2 separate regions of the Homo sapiens genome follow, and region 1 is linked to region 2. The links are chromatin loops, found by intact Hi-C in ENCODE. Cell type or tissue: CD4-positive, alpha-beta T cell. All regions are shown on one strand. Each heading gives the region's core, and the rest is flanking DNA. Links, peaks and the distances in the headings are about the cores only. Region 1 overlaps NCOR2 (nuclear receptor corepressor 2). Region 2 overlaps NCOR2 (nuclear receptor corepressor 2).

What was found. Hi-C counts contacts between places; a loop is a spot of excess contacts. Peaks named below come from ENCODE experiments on the same cell type or tissue, not always from the same donor. Only the 100,000 strongest peaks of a DNase experiment are listed, where the experiment ranks them.
Region 1: a loop joins it to region 2, with 2.4 times the contacts of the local background. A loop is called at or near these places in 3 of 110 quality-filtered maps.

The regions. Positions count from the first base shown.
Region 1 is chr12:124,395,622-124,403,621 of GRCh38, forward strand. It overlaps NCOR2 (nuclear receptor corepressor 2), which reads right to left. Exons shown (of 49, transcript NM_006312.6): 16 at 6,783-6,940; 17 at 4,880-5,052; 18 at 2,498-2,560. Among named protein-coding and RNA genes, the nearest start is that of MIR6880, 62 kb to the left of the region's middle. RefSeq lists enhancers at 1-469, 3,566-4,065, 7,021-7,665, 7,666-8,000. In CD4-positive, alpha-beta T cell, for the core only: a CTCF peak has its summit at 4,192; DNase peaks (open chromatin) are centred at 2,380 and 4,150.
Region 2 is chr12:124,540,117-124,551,720 of GRCh38, forward strand. All of the region lies in intron 1 of NCOR2 (nuclear receptor corepressor 2), which reads right to left. Among named protein-coding and RNA genes, the nearest start is that of NCOR2, 22 kb to the right of the region's middle. RefSeq lists enhancers at 1-107, 2,322-2,855, 3,924-4,458, 8,944-9,183, 11,145-11,604 and 1 more and a silencer at 11,067-11,361. In CD4-positive, alpha-beta T cell, for the core only: no CTCF peak of the experiment used is centred there; DNase peaks (open chromatin) are centred at 3,225, 5,585, 8,835 and 8,935; H3K4me3 peaks cover 647 bases.

The DNA of each region.
Region 1 (8,000 bases), core at 1-8,000, 150 kb before region 2:
GCCTCCGGATCTGCCCTTCCAGAAGGCAAACAGAGGGCAGGCACTGTCTTCCCAGTTCTCAGGCAATGGGCGGTGGGGGCGGGGGTGGTCACCGGTGAGGAGGTGGTAGTGACAACACGAGACACGAGAAGGGATGGAGAGGCGGTGGGACCCTGGGCTGACCGTTTGGGGATGTCCACGCGGAGTCCTCCGATGGGTGGGTGCTCTGGGAAATCTCCCAGCCAACAGGCTGAGATCCCAGGGACTCACCTGTGATTAAAAATCTCACACAATTTTACACAAATGCTCACAGCAGCACTCTTCACAACAGCCACATGGAAACAACCCACACATCCCCCAAGAGATGAACGACCGACAAAATGTGGTCCGTGCAGGTGAGGGAATATTATTCAGCCGTACAAAGCTACTCAGATGAACCTCAGAACCATCATGCTCCCAGAAAGGAGCCAGACACAAAAGGCCACAAACTGTAGGATTCCATTCATTGGAAACGCCCAGAACAGGCCAATCCACAGAGACAGAGAGTGCATTAGTGGCTGCCAGGGGCTGGTAGGGCTGGGGCGGGGCCCTGGGAGGGACTGCTAATGGGTATGGGATTTCCATCTGGGGTGAGAAAAAGTTCTGGAACTAGGCAGTGGTGAGGGTTGCACACCAATGCAGATGTACTTCATGCCACTGAGATGTTCACTTTCCAGTGGTTAGAATGCTGAGCTTCGTGCCATGTGTATCATCTCAAAATTAAATAAAAGGCGGCGGGAATCACACAATTTCAATAAAGCTTCTTTTGCAGCCTATAATGAAATACATGCCAGAAACCACCAAGTGGACATTAAAGACAGAGAAACAACAATGTGGCCTCTCTGGGGGCTGACAGCAGCCCCAGGCCCTACCAGCTGGATACAGTGCCCAGGCCCTACCAGCTGGATACAGTGCCCAGGCCCCGCTGGCATGCCTCTCACTCACCACACACAGAGCCTGACCTGCAGCGGCAGGCAGGCCCTCCTTCCTGAATGGTGCGAGGGTCTCTCTGGGTCCAGGTTCACCTCAGCCTGGGGGGCGGAGGGCAGACTGCCCCCGGAGGAGCTCTGAGGGCGAGGGGCAGGGTCCCGGGGTGAGGGCGGGGGCTGTGGGGGTCTTCTCAGGGCTGTGGGGACCCTCAGCACCCCCCACAACTACAGTGGAGGACGGGGCCGGGCCCAGGAGCCCCGTGATCCAGGCTGTTCTCAGATACACCTGCCCTTATGTGCCAAGAGCGTTTGCTATAAAGGGCCTTTGTTCCCTCCATAAGTCACGACCTGGAGCTTTCTGCACAAAGAAACCGCACGTCACAGACAGCCTCGACTCCAGCAGGGCCACGGGACCAAGCACGGGACAGGGACGGGGAGTGGGGGCCTGGGCCTGCTCCCAGCCCCACACACCAGCTCCGGAACCCGTGGCACTCCTTGGCCTCTGCTTCCTGGCTCCTTGCCCACAAACAGGGACATGGGCGGGGACAGGAGCAGGCCCCACCTCTTAGATAACCGAGAGTGAGCGTGCCGTGGGAGCCAGGTGCTGCCCCGGCCTCAGCAGTGCTGCCAGTGATGCGCCAGCTCCGACAGCCCCTGCCCCAGGCCAGGCACGGCCGAGGGAGGGAGGAGATTCGCTCCCACTCAGCCCACCATGGGCCCTCACACAGGGTTATCTGATTCCGCACAGCCAACCTAGACGACCCTCCCACTCAACAGACGGGCAAACCGAGGCCCAGAGGCAGGTCACTGTGCTGGGAAGTAAAGATCTTGGCCAGGAGACAGCACAGCTGAGAGGGGATCCGGCTTAGGAGGCACTGGACCCCAGCCCCCACGGTGCTGCACATCACAAGGCCATCTGCTCGGGATGGCTTCTGCTGCCAGCACCAATGCCTGCTGGCTCCCTGCCGTGTGAGCCACTCCCACGACTGTCCCCAACGGCCTGGGTGTCCCCATCCACTCCAGAACCCGTCACCCAGATTGGGGTGCTCAAACCTGAGACAGGTTTCCAAAGCCCCAGCACACTTGAGCCCAGGATAGGACCTTTGGGGCTCTAAGGGCTGGATGAACGCCCTGCAGGTCTCCCTGACCCCAGGACTCTACCGAGATGGCCGCCGGCAAGCTCTGACTGTCCCGAGATACCCAGGTGTGCTGCCACTGCTCTGTCCCCAAGGCCCAGAGGTGCTGGCCACAGAGGTCACCCAGAAGCCACTCGCTGACTACATGCACAGCACAAGCTGTGTCTCTCTGAGCTGCGCCCTCAAGTCACAAAGACAAGCCTGACAGCGCAGCTGCACAGACCCATTTTCTGGAAGGTAAAACTGAGGCTCCAGGGTGACAAACCTGAGAACAGCCCAGAACCAGAACCTCACCAGAGGCCTCACCACAGCCCCTGGCTCAAGGCCAAATGTGTCAACACCCTCCCCAGCACGTGAGCTTCAGGCGCCCTGGATGCAAACCAACAAGGCTTAAAGCCGCCACACACCCCTCACCTTTCTTGGCTGTTTCCATTTCTTCTTCTGTCCAGCGAGAACTCTCATTCAGCTCCATGGAGGCTGAAAAGAAGATGCCAGGTTATTGGCAGGAGCCGGGAGAGGAGGCACTTTGCCTTCTGCCCTTTTCTCTCCTTTGAGCCAGGGAGGGAGTAGACCAGGCCTTGACGGTGTCACCGCACGGCTCTGAACCCCGTGGGAAGGCCACATTTCAGACGCCCCTCCCCAGCCAGTACCCACCGTGGCACCTGACTCCCTGAGCCTTTATGCTGGGCTGGAGCTGTGCTGGGCAGTCCCACGTGCCGTTGGTCGGGGCCAACCTCCACACAAGCCGCTGAAGTCGGGGCACCTGCGATCACCCCATTTTATAGAAGGGGACACTGAAGCAGTCAAGGGCCTTGACCATGACTGCCTCTGCCTGCACTCTGTTGGGAAAGGGGTCACCTGGTGACGTGGCGACAGTGGGACACAAGCTTCAGGTGGGCCGGGACCTCATCTGACCGAGGACCCTCTCGGAGCCCAGCTCTTCTATTACTGTGGGGCTGTCCCATCACGGCAGGATGCTTAGCAACCCTGGACTCTGCACGCTGGACTCCAGCAACCCTACTCCAATTGTGACCATCAAAACTGTTCACAGACACTGCCTGGCGTCCCCTAGTGGGGGAGTAAAATCGCCCATGGCGGAGAAGCCCTGCTCCAGAGGGAATGTTCATACCCCCACTCATCCAGGACAAGGAGGGGCTTCTGGTGTTACTGGGAAGGGACACAACCTGGCCTTGGGGTTGGCTGGAGGTGGCTGCATCTCTGCAGTGGCACTATTTTTGGGTCTGTCTGCCGAGCTCCTCTGGATGTGAGCCCTGGCCCTTCCTTTCCAGTTGCTTAAGACCCATGAGTGGGGTGGGTGCGAGGGACGTCAGCTCCATGGACTCAGCACCTGGAACTGCGCCAGGGGGAGTATGTGTCCAACAGAGGCTGGCTGAGGAGTGGCGGAAGGTTCCAGCAGAAGAGGGGAGACGGCCCCCACCCCCATGGGCAGCCCCATCAGCCCCGACAGGCCAGAGCCACCCCAGCCTCCCCCATCTCTGCAGCCACAGCCTGGGCCTCTCTGGGACCTCATCGATGCTCCCATTCCTCCCCACAGGACTCCCAGAGGAAGCCTACAGAAGCCAGGGGTGCCAGGGGTGCTGAGGGTGCCCAGTGCCAGAAGAGACATGGAAGGCCTAGGAGTGTGTTTTCCACCCTGCGGCTGAGCCCCCAGCATCAGCCTTGGGTCCGAGAGGACTATCCCCAGAGATCAGGCAGGAAGAAAGCCCTTTCACCCTGGGCCTCCAAGTACACCGCCACCAAGAGGCAGCTGGAAAATATCTGCAGGAGCTGCATAGGCTCTGTGGCCAATGGGGCTGAGTTCTAACCCCAGCTACAATGAAATTTTTAGAGAGGGAACGTTTCCTCTCTGAGCTTCGAGTGGGCCATTTATGAAATAGGTCCAAACTACATCCCACGAGAAGAAGAGACAGGTGCATGACCCGGACCCCAGGGGACGGTGGGGGTCTGTGGGAGATGAAGCAGCATCTCCACCCTGAGAATGAGCCCTGGCAGGCGGGGCTTCGGCCTGAGCGCTTGGGCCCCTGGGTGGGTTCCCGCAGTGGCTGGAGGGCTGGACCCTAACAGCTAAACAAAGTAGAGACAACAGACGCACACCGCTGCCCCCTGCGGCGAATCTTGGGAACTGCCACTCACATCATCTCATTTTTTTCTACTTTCTGGGAGGGTAGTGAGGGATGAACACCCTTCTCAACAGAAGGGGAAACTGAGGCCCACGGAAGTGAAGGTACAAAACCAGATGCCTACCAGGGTAGAGGCTGGGTGGGGACAAGTAGAGCCCATGACATTCTAAGAAGGAGTGGTGGTTACTCGGCTCCCAACAACAGCCACCTCATGGGAACCTGGGCCAAGCGTGGCCAGATCTTCTGTTTTAAAAACGACAACCAAAAAATCCGGAACTGGTCACTGGGAATTTTTTGTGACATCTCCCTGCTCTGAAATCACTGTGGTTGAAGCCACTGAACTCTTCCTACACCCCAGGCACTGTTCTAGGTGCTTCTCACATAGCAAGTGACTACAACTGTCCCCCCACGTTAGAGGTAACCACCGATTCCTCCCACTGAGAACATGAGGACCCTGAGGCACAGAGAGGTTCAGGAATTCATGCTGGGCCACACAGCACATCCAGTAGGTAGCGCTGGGATTTGACTCCAACCATGACTTACACCAACCCCTTGGCTGTTGCCAATTAACTCAAATTGCACGAAACTTTCATATGAGCGCAACCCGCCGTGTCTCCAGCCCCTTCCCCACCCGCATCCCTGGCCCCCAGCTCACCCAGCTCGGCGCTCTGCTGGGGGGTGATGGCCTCCTCGCTGTTGGCCTCATTAGCCATTGAGCGGGTGATGCGGCCTTTGCGTCTTCCCTGGCTGTTGGCAGTTTTGCGGCCTTTGGAGGCCACAGCCTCCTTCTCGTCGTTGTCCTCCCCTGAGGTGTCGTCTGTCTTCTCCCTACAGGCCAGAGAGGGGAGATAGGATGGCTTCACCCGAGCCGGGAAATCAAACAGCCACTGGAGGAGACTGTTTCTTTAGCTGGATTTGCACTGGCTGCCAGCCATGGCACTAATCGGACGCTAGGAAAGAGGGGGAGAGGCCTGAGGTGAGGGTGGCCAGGGGCAAGTCTGCAGGGGCTCCATGTTCACCAGAAGTGGGAGTACAGCTGGCAGGACAACACCATGCTATTTCTCAAAAGGGAGTTGCGGCCAGGTGTGCTGGGTCACACCTGTAATCTCAGCACTTTGGGAGGCCGAAGTTGGAGGACTGCTTGAGCCCAGGAGTTTAAGACCAGCCTGGGCAACACAGCAAGACTCCATCTCTACAAAAGAAAAAGATCAGAAAATTAGCCAGGCGTGGTGGCATATGCTGATGGTCCCAGCTACTTGGGAAGCTAAGGTAGGGGGATCTCTTGAGCCTGGGAGGTCGAGGCTGCAGTGAGCCATGATTATACCACTGCACTCCAGCCTGGGTGACAGAACAAGACCCTGTCTCAAAAAAAAAAAAAAGAAAAAGAAAGGATGGGGGTGTAACCTGGGCTATCAACTTAATTCACCAATAAGGCCATGTGGACAGGTAGTTAATTGGCTGGCTATTTTATTCCCCAAATGGGAGGTACTGGGAGCTTTCCTGCAAGGCTACTTTCTTCTGGGCTGGTGGTTATCTGCAAGACCATTTTATGCACCAAATAGAGAGATACTGTCTGCAAGACTATTTGGTGAACTAAATGGGGGCGTGGGCTGGCAGCAATTTATAGGGCCATTTTATTCGCCACAGAGGAGCTATTTCCAGAGGGGCTCTATAAGAGGCAATACATTGGCCTTCAGTATTATCAAGGGCCGGGCATCATCTTAGACATTGGCAGGAGGAAACTCTCTTGCTGGTTTTATGCAGGCCTAGCCTGCAGGCCTAGCTGTGGTGTGTGGGGGTGCTCACAACCTCGATACCCGAGCTGGGGCTCTCGCAGAAGTGACTGGGGAGAGTTTTACTGCGGGAGGCTCAGATTGATCACCTCTGCCTTCCCATTCATCTTCCTGAAAGGCCCTTGCTGGAAGCGTCTGGGAGACGGGGTGAGGAAGCCAGATGTTCTCTGAAGCCAAATTCCTGAGCCCATTACAGGTACCTGGCGCTAAGTCGTGCCGCCCCCCTTTCTCCAGCTGGCTGCACTCCTGCAGCCCCTGGCAGGCACAGGAGGCTGTCACGGCCCCCGCGGTGAGGCTGTGCCTTGATCTGCAAGAACTCACACTGCCATCGATGATTCTAAAGGTGACAGCAGCCGCCTGCACACCTAGTCCTTCCAGGAGGGCCTCTGATCCCCCTTTCCCCCTTCCTGGCGCCTCAGGAGGAAAGAGCGGGAGGAAGCAGGGAGGCAGAGAGTTCCAAAGTCATTGCCTGGATTTATTAGCTCAGGAGTGGAGCTCAAATGAGCTATCAGTCTCTAAAGTCTCCAGAGGGTTGGAGAAAGAAAGCGAGGGCGGAGGAGAGGGGGGAGCCAGGGAGGAGGAGTAGGGCGATGGGTGGGCTTCCGGAAGGGGGGCTGTCAGGGGCAAACGAGCAGAAAGCCCTCCCCCCTGCTCACAGGCAATTGGTGGGCACCCCACCCGTCTCTACAAAGGGTCCCCCAGAACCGTGTGCCACCCGGGTTGGGTCAGCGGCCGGGCCCTGCAGGGGACAGCAGGCTGCCTTACTTGAGGAGGTCTTCCTTGTCGTTCTCCACCTCCGGCTTCTCCTCCTCCTTCTCCGCCTCCTTTTCCTTCTCCTTCTCATCTTTCTCCTCCTGGCTGCTGCGGGGCATGGGCTGCTGCTGCTGCTGCTGCTGCTGCTGCTGCTGCTGTTGTTGCTGCTGCTGTCAGACCCCGGGGGAGGGCAGAGGGGAGTGGGGAGGGAAGAAAACCGTGAACAGGTGAATCTCTGCACCTGGGCTCAGCCTGAGCTGGGGGAGGAGGAGGAAAACCCGTGGAGTCCACCCAGAAGAGGTCATAAACAACCGGGAAGCCAGGCCCCACTGGCATGAGATGGGGAGAGGCACGGCCTGGGGTCTTGCCGCCCTAGGGGCCTGGGGAGGCGGAGTCGGGGTGAGGGGCAGGAAGCATTGGTGTCAGAAGTGCTGGCTTCAATTCCTGCCCTTTCCACACAGTGGCTGTGTGAGCTTGGATGAGGGTCTTAACCTCTCTGTGCCGACTCCTTCGCCTTGACAATGGGGGTATTCAGCATGCCTGTGCCTCAGCTGAGGGCTGGGAGGTTGAAATGAGAGAATCCTCACCATGCTTACATCCGCATCTGGCCCGGATATTTAAGAGGGGCAGATGTGATCTGGGTTGAGAGAGGTGCCCTGGTGAGCCTCGGCAGGGGTGCCTGAGCATCTGGGAAGCTGGGGACACACCCCTGATGCCCCAGCCCTGCCCTGCCCCCGACAGAGCTCAGGCCACCTCTCTAAGCCTCGGTCTCCGAGTCTGTAAAACGGGGAGGTGGGGGGATGCCCCTGATTCCCCAGAGCCCAGGAAGGCCCCAGGCCTGCGTGGAGGTGGCTGCTCTGCTGCCTGGGCCTGGTCTCCCTCGCATGCCAGCACCCCAGGGGGACAGAACAAGCCCATTTTACAGAGCAGATCAGAGAGGCTGGGAGCCAAGCCAGCCTCCTTACTTGGGCCTCTTCCTGTCATCTGCCTCCCCGACCTGTCCCAGCCACTCTGGGCCTACCGCCCCTCCCCTCACCGAGATAGAGGAGGGAGTGTGAGCTCCTCCTGGCACCGCCTCCCGATTTCCTGTCATCCCGCCTGATTTCTTTTAAAGCACACACTGATTTTCTTGGACACCCCAAGGTCCTCCCTGCAGGCAGCTGCCAAACCAGACCATCTTTCCATCCCTCTGAGCCAAGCGAAATAAAAATAAACCCCAAAGCCTTTTAA
Region 2 (11,604 bases), core at 2,254-10,253:
CACACCCAAACACCCTCCGGTACACCCATAAGTGAGCAAGGTGATTGCAAAGAGTGGCCCCTGGAGTGACGGACATAAACCATGGCGACCCAGCAGTGGTGGGAGGGAGGGCAGGGAGGGCAGGGAGGGCCCCCTGCAGGAGGAGACACTGGAGCCAAGCACAGAGGGCCGAGGAACAGGTGTCCATGAGGAAGGAAAAAAGAGCACTCCAGGCAGAAGGCACAGCCTGTGCAAAGGCCCAGGGGCAAGAACCAGATCAGAGGGTTAGAGAAGCTGGGGCAGCCAGAGGGCTGGGGAGTGGAGAACTGGAGAGGGTTGGGGAGTAGAGCTGGAGGGGGATGGAGGTGGAGAGCTGGAGGGGGATGGGGAGTGGAGCTGGAGGGGGATGGGAGTGGAGATGGGGGGATGGGGGTGGAGATGGAGGGGGATGGGAGGAGGATATGCAGGGGGATGGGGAGTGAAGAGCTGGAGGGGGATGGGGTGGAGAACTAGAGGGGGTGGGAGGTGGAGAGCTAGAGGGGGGTGGGGAGTGGACTGGAGGGGGATGGGGAGTGAAGAGCTGGAGGGAGATGGGGGTGGAGATGGAGGGGGGTGGGGAGTGGAGAGATGGAGGGGGATGGGGAGTGGGGAGATGGAGGGGGATGGGGGTGGAGAGCTGGAGGGGGATGGGAGGTGGAGGGGTGGATATGGAGGGGAATGGGGAGTGAAGAGCTGGAGGGGGATGGGGGTGGAGATGGAAGGGGATGGAGAGTGGAGATGGAGGGGGCTGGAGAGTGGAGAGCTGGAGGGGGGTGGGGAGTGGAGAGCTGGAGGGGGATGGGGAGTGGAGATGGAGGGGGATGGGGAGTAGAGAGCTGGAGGGGGATCTGGGGTGAAGAGCTAGAGGAAGATGGGGAATGGAGATGGAGGGGGATGGGGTGGAGATGAAGGGGGATGGGGAGTGGAGATGGAGGGGGTGGGGAGTGGAGATGGAGGGGGATTGAGTGGAGAGCTGGAGGGGGATGGGGAGTGAAGAGCTGGAGGGGGATGGGGAGTGGAGAGCTGGAGGGAGATGGGGAGTGGAGATGGAGGGGGATGGGGAGCAGTGATGGAGGGGGATGGAGGTGGAGATGGAGGGAGATGGGGAGAGAAGATGGAAGTGGCTGGGGGTGGAGAGCTAGAGGGGGATGGGGGAGATGGAGGGGGATGGGGAGTGAAGAGCTGGAGGGGGATGGGGAGTGGAGATGGAGGGGATGGGAAGTGGAGAGCTGGAGGGGGATGGGAAGTGGAGAGCTGGAGGAGGATGGGGAGTGGAGCTGGATGGGGTGGGGAGTGGAGAGCTAGAGGGGGATGGGGAGTGGAGAGCTGGAGGGGGACGGGGAGTGGAGATGGAAGGGGATGGAGGAGGAGATGGAGGGGTGGGGAGTGGAGATGGAGAGGGAAGGGGAGTGGTGATGGAGGGGTATGAGGAGTGGAGATTGAAGGGGATGGGAAGTGGAGATGGAGCAGGTGGGGAGTGGAGATGGTGGGGGGGTGGGGATGGAGCTGGAGGGGGATGGGGGTGAGGATGGAAGGGGATGGAGAGTAGAGATGGAGGGGGTGGGGAGTGGAGAGCTGGAGGGGGATGGGGAGTGGAACTGGAGGGAGATGGGGAGTGGAGATGGAGGGGGATGGGGGTGGATATGGAGGGGGATGGGGGTGGATATGGAGGGGGATGGGGAGTGGAGATGGAGGGGGATGGGGAGTGGAGATGGAGGGGGTGGGGAGTGGAGATGGAGGGGGTGGGGAGTGGAGAGCTGGAGGGGGAGGGGGTGGAGAGTTGGAGGGGGATGGGGAGTGGAGAGCTGGAAGGGGATGGGGGCTGTGTTCCTGGCCACAGGAGGGGAGCCACGTGCTCCAGTGGAACACATAACTGAGTAGGAACAGTGTGGGGCAGGGCCAGCGAGGACACCTTTGGGTCAATCCCTGAGGGCTCCATGGAGGCATCGACCTCTTGCCCTCCCAGACCCAGCCTCAGCCTCTTCCTGCATGGAGGATCAGAACTGTGGGGCTCCAGCCTCAATGCTGGGCAAGGGCTTGGTGTCTGGACTCTGGAGCCTTTCCCACCAGACCTGCAGCAGCCACAGGAACAGGGCGGGCCATTGCCTCGGGGCTCCTGTGCCTCCAGGACCCATGATTACTCAAGCCCAGGGCTCAGTATAAATCCTCCCTCTCAGCCCAGCCTCCCCTGACCAGCGGCCACACCGGCCACAACAGCCACACCCTTGGCAGGGCCACATGAGGGACATCTTCCAGAAGGGAGAAGGACGGGTGTTGATTGAGCACCCACAGGGCCCACAGAGATGGGCGAGGTGGGCGACAGCAGCCCAGGCTCCACTCCAGGCCACCTCTGCCCTGGGCACCGAGGCCAAGACCCTCAGCGCCCGTCCCAGGCCCTAGGAACCTGCCAGGCCAGCATGAGCCAGCCTCGGGGCGTGCTCCGCAGAAGCTCTAAACTGGACCCCGCAGACCCACAGATCAGACCCTGGCCCCCAAGGGGCAGGCATGACTCCCAGAAGCCTTCCCTGCAGGCTGGAGTTTGGGGACTTCCAGCACAGCACAACCTAGGTGCCGTGAGACATGGAGGCGGCTCACCGCCCTCCCAGGGCCGGCCGGGGTCCACCGGATACATCTTCCCACACGGGGTGAACAAGGAGCCTCCCCTGTCTCCTGCAGTGGTGTCACCTGGTCCCCGTCCCTGTGGTAGCCAGCAGTCCAGACAGCCAGAGCGGGAGGGAGGCAGGCTCCGCAGCCCTTCCATTGAGAAGCCGCCGGGATATGTTTTCCTTCTCCAGGGACAGCTGAGGCAGCCTGCCCCGTGCCAGCCCTCCTGGAATCTGCAGAGGCAGCCACCCAGAGTTCACCAAGGTCTCAGTCCCCACTGGACTGCAACAGCCAAGGGCGGGTGGGTGGGCGAAGATGGGGGTCACAGCCTCTCTCCCTCCCATCCCTCCTCCACCAGCTAGGGCAAGGGCCACCAGACCAAGGCCAAGGGGGCTGGCAGCATGGATGTGAGTGATCAGGGCCTGCAATGGGATCAGTAGGGAGGTGGGGATGGGCCGCAGCCCCGTCCAGAGGGGGACTGAGGAGCAACCCCGTGCCCTGCCCAGGAACGCGCCCCAGCCCCAGGGCCACCTGTCTGCTCCCAACAAGGAAGGCTGCACTGACACCGGGCATAGCGACTGGGGAGGAGCCGCTGCAAAAAACCATGACAACGATCATCACAATAATAACAGCCCTCACTTCCTGCCAGGCCACGTGCATCTCCACTGTCCGGACCCTGTTTCAGGGGTGGGGAAACAGACCCACACGGGGTTACCTGCCCCAGGTCACACAGCCAGTGAGGGGCGGGGAGACGGGACCCCGAGCATCTGACCCTCTGCCCTCGGCCACTCCATTCTCCACCCCGACAGCGCCGTGGATTTAGCAGGGACTAGGCTTCCCAGAAACCTCGCCGCCCCTCTCCTCGCTGCGGGGTGTGGGGCCGCCATCAGAGACAGCAGCCGGCAGGAGCAATTAGAGGCCAGGAAGGAGCCGGGGTATCGACCGCTTTTGGGAGGGAAGGGGGACGCGGGCTCTGTCGGGGTGGCAGCAGCCTGGCTCATGGCCAAGCACGGGCCACGACAGGGCAGGGAGCGCAGCCCAGGCCGGGAGGCCGCGGAGGCCCCACGCGGCAGCACGGAAAGGCCAGCTGTCCGTCCACCTGTCTGTCCAGCCCCCTCACCCTCACAGGCACCGACAGCCCCTCGGTGCCTGAAGCTCAGGGTTTCGCTGCCTCCGCACAATGCTAAGCCCCTTACGATGATTAACTCGTTTAATTCTTAACAACCGCCCCACATCCTCCCCCTGTGCAGATGGAGGCAGTGAGGCAAGAAAGCCCTCCCAGAGAGTTCCCAGGACTGGGATCCACACTCAGCGTCAGTCAGCACCAGCGACGCCGCCTCTGCCCGGCACCCCCTGCCCGGGGAGCCCCAGCGGGGAGGGAGATGAATGGAAAGGGTGCACTGGAGACTGCTGGATGAGATGGAAGCTTCGGGAAACCTCTCTATGCCCCGCAGTGACCCTGTCTGTAAAAGAGGAACATCACAACACCTGCCTCACAGTATGCTGTAGATGAACTCAGGTTTAGCCCCACAGATAGGCAGAGCAAGTACCCCAAAATGTCAGCTGCTGGCTTCTCCCAGAGAGGCTGCCTGGCCTGGGGACCCCTGAATCTGCAGCTGAACAGAAAAACCACTGCAGACTCTCCCCAGCCTCTGCCCCGGGCTGCCCGCCCAGGAGCAGGGTCTGGCCTTTAGAAGCTCCCTGGAGGGCGGGGGCACCATCCGCCAGAAGCAATTAATTGCTGGGTCAAGAGATGGTGAAAGAGATTTGTCACGAGGGCCTGGGGATATTCAGGGTGGGAGGGTGGCCCACACTGATTCAGTTGCCCCACCTTCCACCTCACAAGCAGGCTCCGCCCCCACTCAAACCCCCAGGACATCCTCCTCTGCCTCCACACCCGCCCGGGCCCAGGGTAGGTCAGGGATGCAGCCCCAGCACCCGTGACCTGCTCCCAGGAGGGACCTGCTTCCACCATTCAGCCGGTGCCCACACACAGGAGGGGACAGCCAGGCACAAGTGGGGCTGACATACAGAGTCCCCGGTGGGCCCCAAATGGGCCTGAGACCCAGATCAAATCCCTGAGCCATCTCATCTTGGCAGGAGACTGCGACCCCTGTGTGTGCTGCTCAACTTCGCAGAGGCAGTTTCCTCTCGGTGAAACGGAGGCAATTATATTAGGTGGCTAAAATCAGGCTGGCTCCCGCTCCAGCCCTAGTGCTGTCATTTTTTAAAGCCTGAGGAAGGTGCCTTGCTTCTCGGAACCTCAGTGTGCCCATCTGTAAAACGGGGATGATGCCAGGGGCTACTCTGAAGAGAAATTTACAACCTGGCACCCAGCAGTGCTCAGTTGAAGCTCACCATCGGGGTTCACCAGGCCACCTCCCCAGGGCCCCTTGCCAGCCTGCAACCCTACTGAGACACCAATGTCCCCAGCACCTCGAACACCCAGAAGCGGGGCCCAGGGGGAGGGAGCAGAGTCTCGGAGGGCCACGATGAGAGGACTGGATAAGAGCCCACCTTCCCTGCCTCCCACCTCCGCAGCAGGCCCAGGGGAAACATAGGCTTTGGTGACCACCAGGCTGGGGCCAGAGGCCAGTGACAACAGAAGCACCCAGAGACAAGGCAGCCCCTGACCCAGATCTTCCATGGGCAGGGCTCTGCAGGAGCCTCTGGTCTGGAGGGGTCCGAGGCACAGGTTTCCCCATGGGTCCCCATCAGCTTTCAGCCCCTGGTGTCCACACCCAATCCCTCCACACCAACCCACCGACACACGGGGACCCTCGAAGCCCCCACCACACAGATGGGAAAACCAAGGCCCAAAGACGCCAGGCAAGGGCAGCTCAGCCCGGGATCTTTCTCATGTACCGGTGAGCTCAGCTCAGCCCAGCAGGCGTTCAGAAGCCCAAGTGGCCCGGCTGGGGTCAGGGCCCTGAGTCAGAGCAAGAAACGCAGCAGAAACTGAAACAGCCCAGTGGCCCCACATACTCCACAGAGTGAGCCACGCTGCTTCCCTGCGCCGCCCCGTGCTGGGAAGTTCTTGCTTCTGTGGTCAGGGTGAGGGTGGGGGTGGGGGACGAGTGGCGTGGAACAGCCTTTCAGCCTGGGGACCCTCTCTGGGCCCGGCAGATGAGCAAAGTTCCATGCACACAGGCAGAGCTGTGAACTGGCCCCACCTCAGAGTCTCCGTGTCACCCAGGACACATGCAAAGCCACACATTACCTGGGGCAGCAGTTCAGGGGTATGCATAGGTGAAGCATAGACAGGCAGGAGAGACCCATCCCAGGCACAGGCTGTTTCTGCTCCCTGCAGGGCTCAGCCTGCAGCAAGGCCACAGAGCACAGGTCTCGTGATCTCAGGATAGGGTCTGAGACCCGGGTTCAAAACCTAGCTGCACTGCTTTCTAGCTCTGTGACCCTGGGCACGTGGCTTAACCCTTCCGAGCCTGCCTGTTTCCTCGCCGTAAAATAGAAACTCAGCTCACAGGGCTGACTCAGAGGCTCAGTGAGCGAATGCCTGCCTACAGTAAGAGTGAATGCCCAGCATACAGTAAGGGCTTAATAAATATGTACAGCAGTTCCTGCTTAGCCACGGCAGCTTTCCACAGTTTCAGTATGGTGGTCTGAAAACAAACGGAAAATTCCACAAATAAACAATTCGTAAGTTTTTGGGTTTTGGGTTTTTGTTTTGTTTTGTTTTTCTCACTCTGTTATACAGGCTGGAGTGCAGTGGTGTGACCTCAGCTCACTGCAGCCTCCGCCTCCACCTCCTGGGTTCAAGTGATTATCCTGCCTCAGCCTCCTGAGTATCTGGGATTACAGGCGTCTGCCATCACGCTCAGCTAATTTTTGTATTTTTAGTATAGTCAGGGTTTCACCATGTTGGCCAGGCTGGTCTCAAACTCCTGGCCTCGAGATCCACCCACCTTGGCCTTTCAAAGTGCTGGGGTTACAGGCATGAGCCACCGCGCCCAGCCAATTCCTAAGTTTTAAATTGCACGCTGTTCTAAGTAGCATGATGAGATCTTGCACCGTCGCGTCCTGTCCAGCCCAGGACATGACCCCTCCCTCTGCCCGGGAGGACCCACTCTGCAGACGGTCCTGCCTGTGAGTGTCCATCCCGGGAATCAGATCAACTGTGATGGTAGAGCAGTGCCTGTATTCAAGTAGCCCTTATCTGACTGAACAATGGCCCCAAAGCACAAGAGTAGTGATGCTAGCATACCGTTAACATTGTCTTTTTATAATATTTTATTTATTTTTATTTTTTTTGAGATGGAGTCTCGCTCTGTCGCCCAGGCTGGAGTGCAATGGTGCAATCTCGGCTCACTGCAACCTCGACCTCCCAAGTTCAAGTGATTCTCCTGCCTCACCCTCCTGAGTAACTGGGATTACAGGCACTCGCCACCACGACTGGCTACATTTTGTTGTATTTTTAGTAGAGACGGGGTTTCACCATGTTGGCCAGGCTGGTCTCGAACTCCTGGCCTCAAGAGATCCACCCACCTTGGCTTCCCGAAGTGCTGGGGTTACAGGCATGAGCCACCACACCTGGCCTGTCCTATTTTATTATTAGTTATGGTTGTTAATCTCTCACTGTGCCTAATTTGTAAAGAAAACCTTGTCATAGGTCTGTATGTGTAGGAAAAGATGGAGTGTATATAGGGTTCCATACTGTCTGCAGCTTCAGGCATCCACTGGGGGTCTTAGAATATATCCCCCAAGATTAAGGGGGGACTACTCCATTTTTTTAGTTCCCACATTTTTCAAATGGAGAAGAAATTCACATTACATAAAATTAACCACTATAAAGTAGGCAGCTCTGACATTTAGGACATTCCCAGTGCTGTGCGACCATCACCTCTATCTAATTCCAAAACATTTTCATCACTCTAAAAGGAGACCCCATCAACATGGAGTAGGTTCTCCCCAGGTCCCCTCCTTCCAGCCTCTGGCAACCACCAATCTGCTTTCTGTCTCCATGGGTTTGCCTGTTCTGGGCATTTCATGAAAGTGGAATCGTACACTATGTGGCCTTGTGTGTCTGGCTTCTTTCACTCAGCATCATGGTTTCAAGGTTCACCCGCAGTGTAGCATGCATCCGTACTTCATTCCTTTTCATGGCTGAATAATATTCCATTGTATGGAGAGACCAATCATATATTTTTATATGAGAAAAGTGTGTTATAAAGAATACATATTCATATATATAACAACATATATATAAATACACATACAGAATGAGATATAATTCTAAAACTTGTAAGGTTATAAAATAACCATAAGAACTATGATGATGTGGAATCTGGTGAAGGAGCCAGCTGGTGGGAGAGAGGGGCCTGGGGTGCCCCAGGCCGGGCAGGTCCCCTCCTATGGGACCTCTCCTCCACTCTAACTCTCCTCCACATCACATCAGGCCTCCTAAACGTGCACTGAGCTGGGACCTGAATGGCAGCAAGGAGCCAGCTGTGTCAATATGCAGGGAACAGCATTCCAGGTGGGGGGAACAACAAACGCGAAGGCCCAGAGGCAGATGCGGTCGGTGAGGGCTGAGGAGCTCCCGGGTGGCCTCTGAATTTATTCTCAGAGCAGTGGGAAGAGAATGGAGAGTGTGGGGCCAGAGTCTCATGGACCTTCTGATGGGATCCCTCTGGCTGCAACTCAGAGACCAGACAGGTGTGACCAGAGTGGACTGGGGACCCCGAAGAGGCTACTGCAGTCGTCCAAGCCAGACGGCGACAGAGTGGGGGTCCATCATGGTGCCTGGTCTGCCATTCTTTTCTTTTTGTCATTATTATTGATATGAAAACAGAGGGTCTCGATGGCAATGCTGTTCCCCCCCAAACATAGTTACTGTTTATTATTATTCCATCTCACAATAACAGCATATTATCTTTACTGTTCCTGTTATTTTTTTCTGTGCTGTTAGGGCGGGGCGGGGGATCTCCATGGCAGGGTCCCCACCCCAGGGATGTTTTTGGCTGCCCCATGACTGGCTCATGGCCTTTGGGACAGTCCTACTCCATAAAAGTCACCCTCCCTACACAGTTTTCAAATGACCTGGCCATTCAAAAAAACCTGCCAGAACCAGTCCAAATACTAGCTGTTTCTTAAATGTCACTCTCCTCTCCCCCCAGCACTGCAGGGCTCTGATCTGCTTTCTCGCGAATCCACGCTTACTCATTCTGAGTGGGAGCCAGCCACTCCTCCCTCTCGTTTCCCCGCTTCCCCTTACCCGACGGTTGGGGCACCGCACAGATTTTTGCTGTTGTTGTTAATTCTGTGTCGAGTCTAGTCTGTATTAAGGAGGAATTTCATTGCCCAGGAGTAGAGGGGATTTCCCAAGTCTATGGGGTAAATATTGTCAGGGTGGTTGGGATGCAGTGTGGCGCTGAGCCAGGGAGCTAACCTCTCTGAGCCTTCGCTGCTTGCCTGGCAATGATGATGGTTGCTGGGTCACGAGATCACCGAGAGGATCAGATGAATTCACGTGGCATGTGCCGCACTGAGACAGGCAGGCACGCAGCTGAGGGGCTGGCGGTGGGAGGGGCAGGGCCGCGGCTGGAGGATAAAATCCCACACTCCCCGCTTGGCCGGGTGGCCCACTGCCCGTCTGGCTTTCGAGGAGATAAGCCGCCTGCTCAGGTTCACGTTCGGGATCAAATGAACCCACTTAATCCCCCTAGGGATCTCTGCTGAGCTGGCTCCTTGGGGGCCTGGGGAGGAAGGCAACTGAGCCCCCTGCAGTAGAAACCCCCACCCGCGAGGCCAGGCACAGAGAAGGTACCAAGGGCTTCTGCCCCAGCGCCGGGGCACAGCGGGCTGAGGGAGCCCCAGGACAGAAGCGGTCACACATCATGGGCTCATCATCACAGCCACAGTGACTCCTGACTCCCCACTGCAACCCAGGAGGTAAATGCTATTACGAACACCCTTCTCCAGATGGGGAAACCGAGGCCCAGAAAGAAAACAGCCCGCCTGAAGGTGACAGAGCGCCTCGCCGTATCACCAGCAACCCCTCAAGATAACCTTATCACGTTTCACGGAGGGAGAGAGGGCGGCAGGAACGGGGCCTTGAGTCACCACCCTATCCCACTGGGAAGGCAGGGGTGGATGGGCAGAGTGTCACGCCTGCCTAGGGGAAGTACACGCTAGGTACTTATGGCAAGTATGTGAATGAACAAAATCTACATGCTGGGCGCAAGCTCCGAGGAAAACTCCTTCGCAGGACCTTTCTCCCCTCCTGAGGTCCCTCTCTAAGATCCTGTATCGCAGGGGTCTGGCGGGAGTGACTGTGACCCCCAGAGGACCGCAGGCAATGTCTGGAGGCATTTCTGGCGGCAGCAAAGGGGGCTGAGGTGCTACTGGGGTCTGGTGGATGGAAGCAGGGGTGTTGCCCAGAGCAGCCCCTGCAACAGAGAGTGACCCAACCCCCAAAACCCGAACAGTGCCCAGGCTGAGAACCCTGCCGTTCTTACCAAATGCATGAGAGTGTCAGTTGGGCACCCACTGTGTGCAGGGCCTCCCTGCAGGACACATTCAAGAAGACGAGGTCACAGGGCTCAGAGAGGCAAGGCTTCCTGCCCCACCTAATGGAAGGAAGGCAGAGGCGGGACCTGAACCCAGGTCCCACTGACTCACAGCCCCACCCCAGCTGCCAAATACCTGCCCCATCCTTCAGGAGTCTAACCTACTGGGTCTAGAGTGGGGGCTCCACAATCTGTATATCTCATAGCTCCTTCCCCCAGCAGCCACTGGCAGGGGGAGGATGGTGAACGGGGGGGAGGACAGCTCTGTTCCTTTTCATCAGAAACTACATTGGCCAGGAGGCTGGCAGTCTCTCTCTGGGGGGTAGGAACGTGGTTGTATTTTTTATGTGCAAGCTTTTCCTTCCTGATTTTCCAGCTTATAGAGAACACATTTGTTCTGCTTCCAAAAACCAAAAACAGTCTTTTATGTAAAGCAGCTGCCAAACCACATGCCCAGCCTGGCCCTGGGTGGCTCCACTAGGACCTGGCAGGGGGGCCCACACCTCAATGGAGAGAGGGCTGACCCAGCAAAGCCCCCGTGGAGCACCCCTGGCATCACCAGGAGAAGCCCAGAGCTGGCAAATCCACTGGCCACGGCACCCAGGCACCCAGAGGTGCTCTCTAGAAAGTCCCCGGCAGCCCCTTCCCATGGCAAGCACCAAGTAGCTTTCTCCAGGAAACACACCAAGCTCACGTCACATCCCCATGACAAAATACTACAAGAAGTTAAAATTAGCCAACTGGATCAAAGCTGGTTTGCACCAGCACATGGTGAAAACCTGTAATCATACAGATAAAAATAATGATAGCTAATGCCACGGTTCTGGATGCTGTGTCTATTACCCTTCTAATTCTCAAAACAACCCTAGAAGGTGAGGACTGCTTAGGTCCTCATTTTACATATTAGGAAACTGAGGCAGAGTCATGTGATAAGGTGCATGAGAACAAAGTGTCTGGAACCACTCAGGTCTGCCGCTTGTCTAGCCGAGAAAACGACTGCACTGAATTATATACAAAGCTGTCAATACTCGACCACTTTTGACCTACAAAACTAGCAGTCATACGGCTCCCCCAGTAGCAAACAGGAGAGCAGCGCGCACAGATCCACGTGTCCACAGACAAGGCAGGTTCCCAGGCCGTGCAGCGATACACAGAGGCTCGTGGAAAAGCCCAGGCCCCAGTGAGAGGCGGTGGCCTCCAGGAAGGGGGCTCCCGTGACTTGAAAGTCACCTGTCATTTTTTTCTCTTTTAACAAAAGCCACCTTAGCTTACAGCCCCGAGTCTGGTGTCCTGGGCTAAGGCTCGGCCGGCCTGGTCTCCCTCTCTCCTCTCTCCCCTGGCCGCCTCTTTGCCCCCAAGACCCCACATAGTCTGTGACAAGCCAGTGGTCCTCCTCGGGGTCTGGGACCTGGAGTCTCTTCCAGCAGCCCAGGAGAACCTCTCCCCACTAAGGATC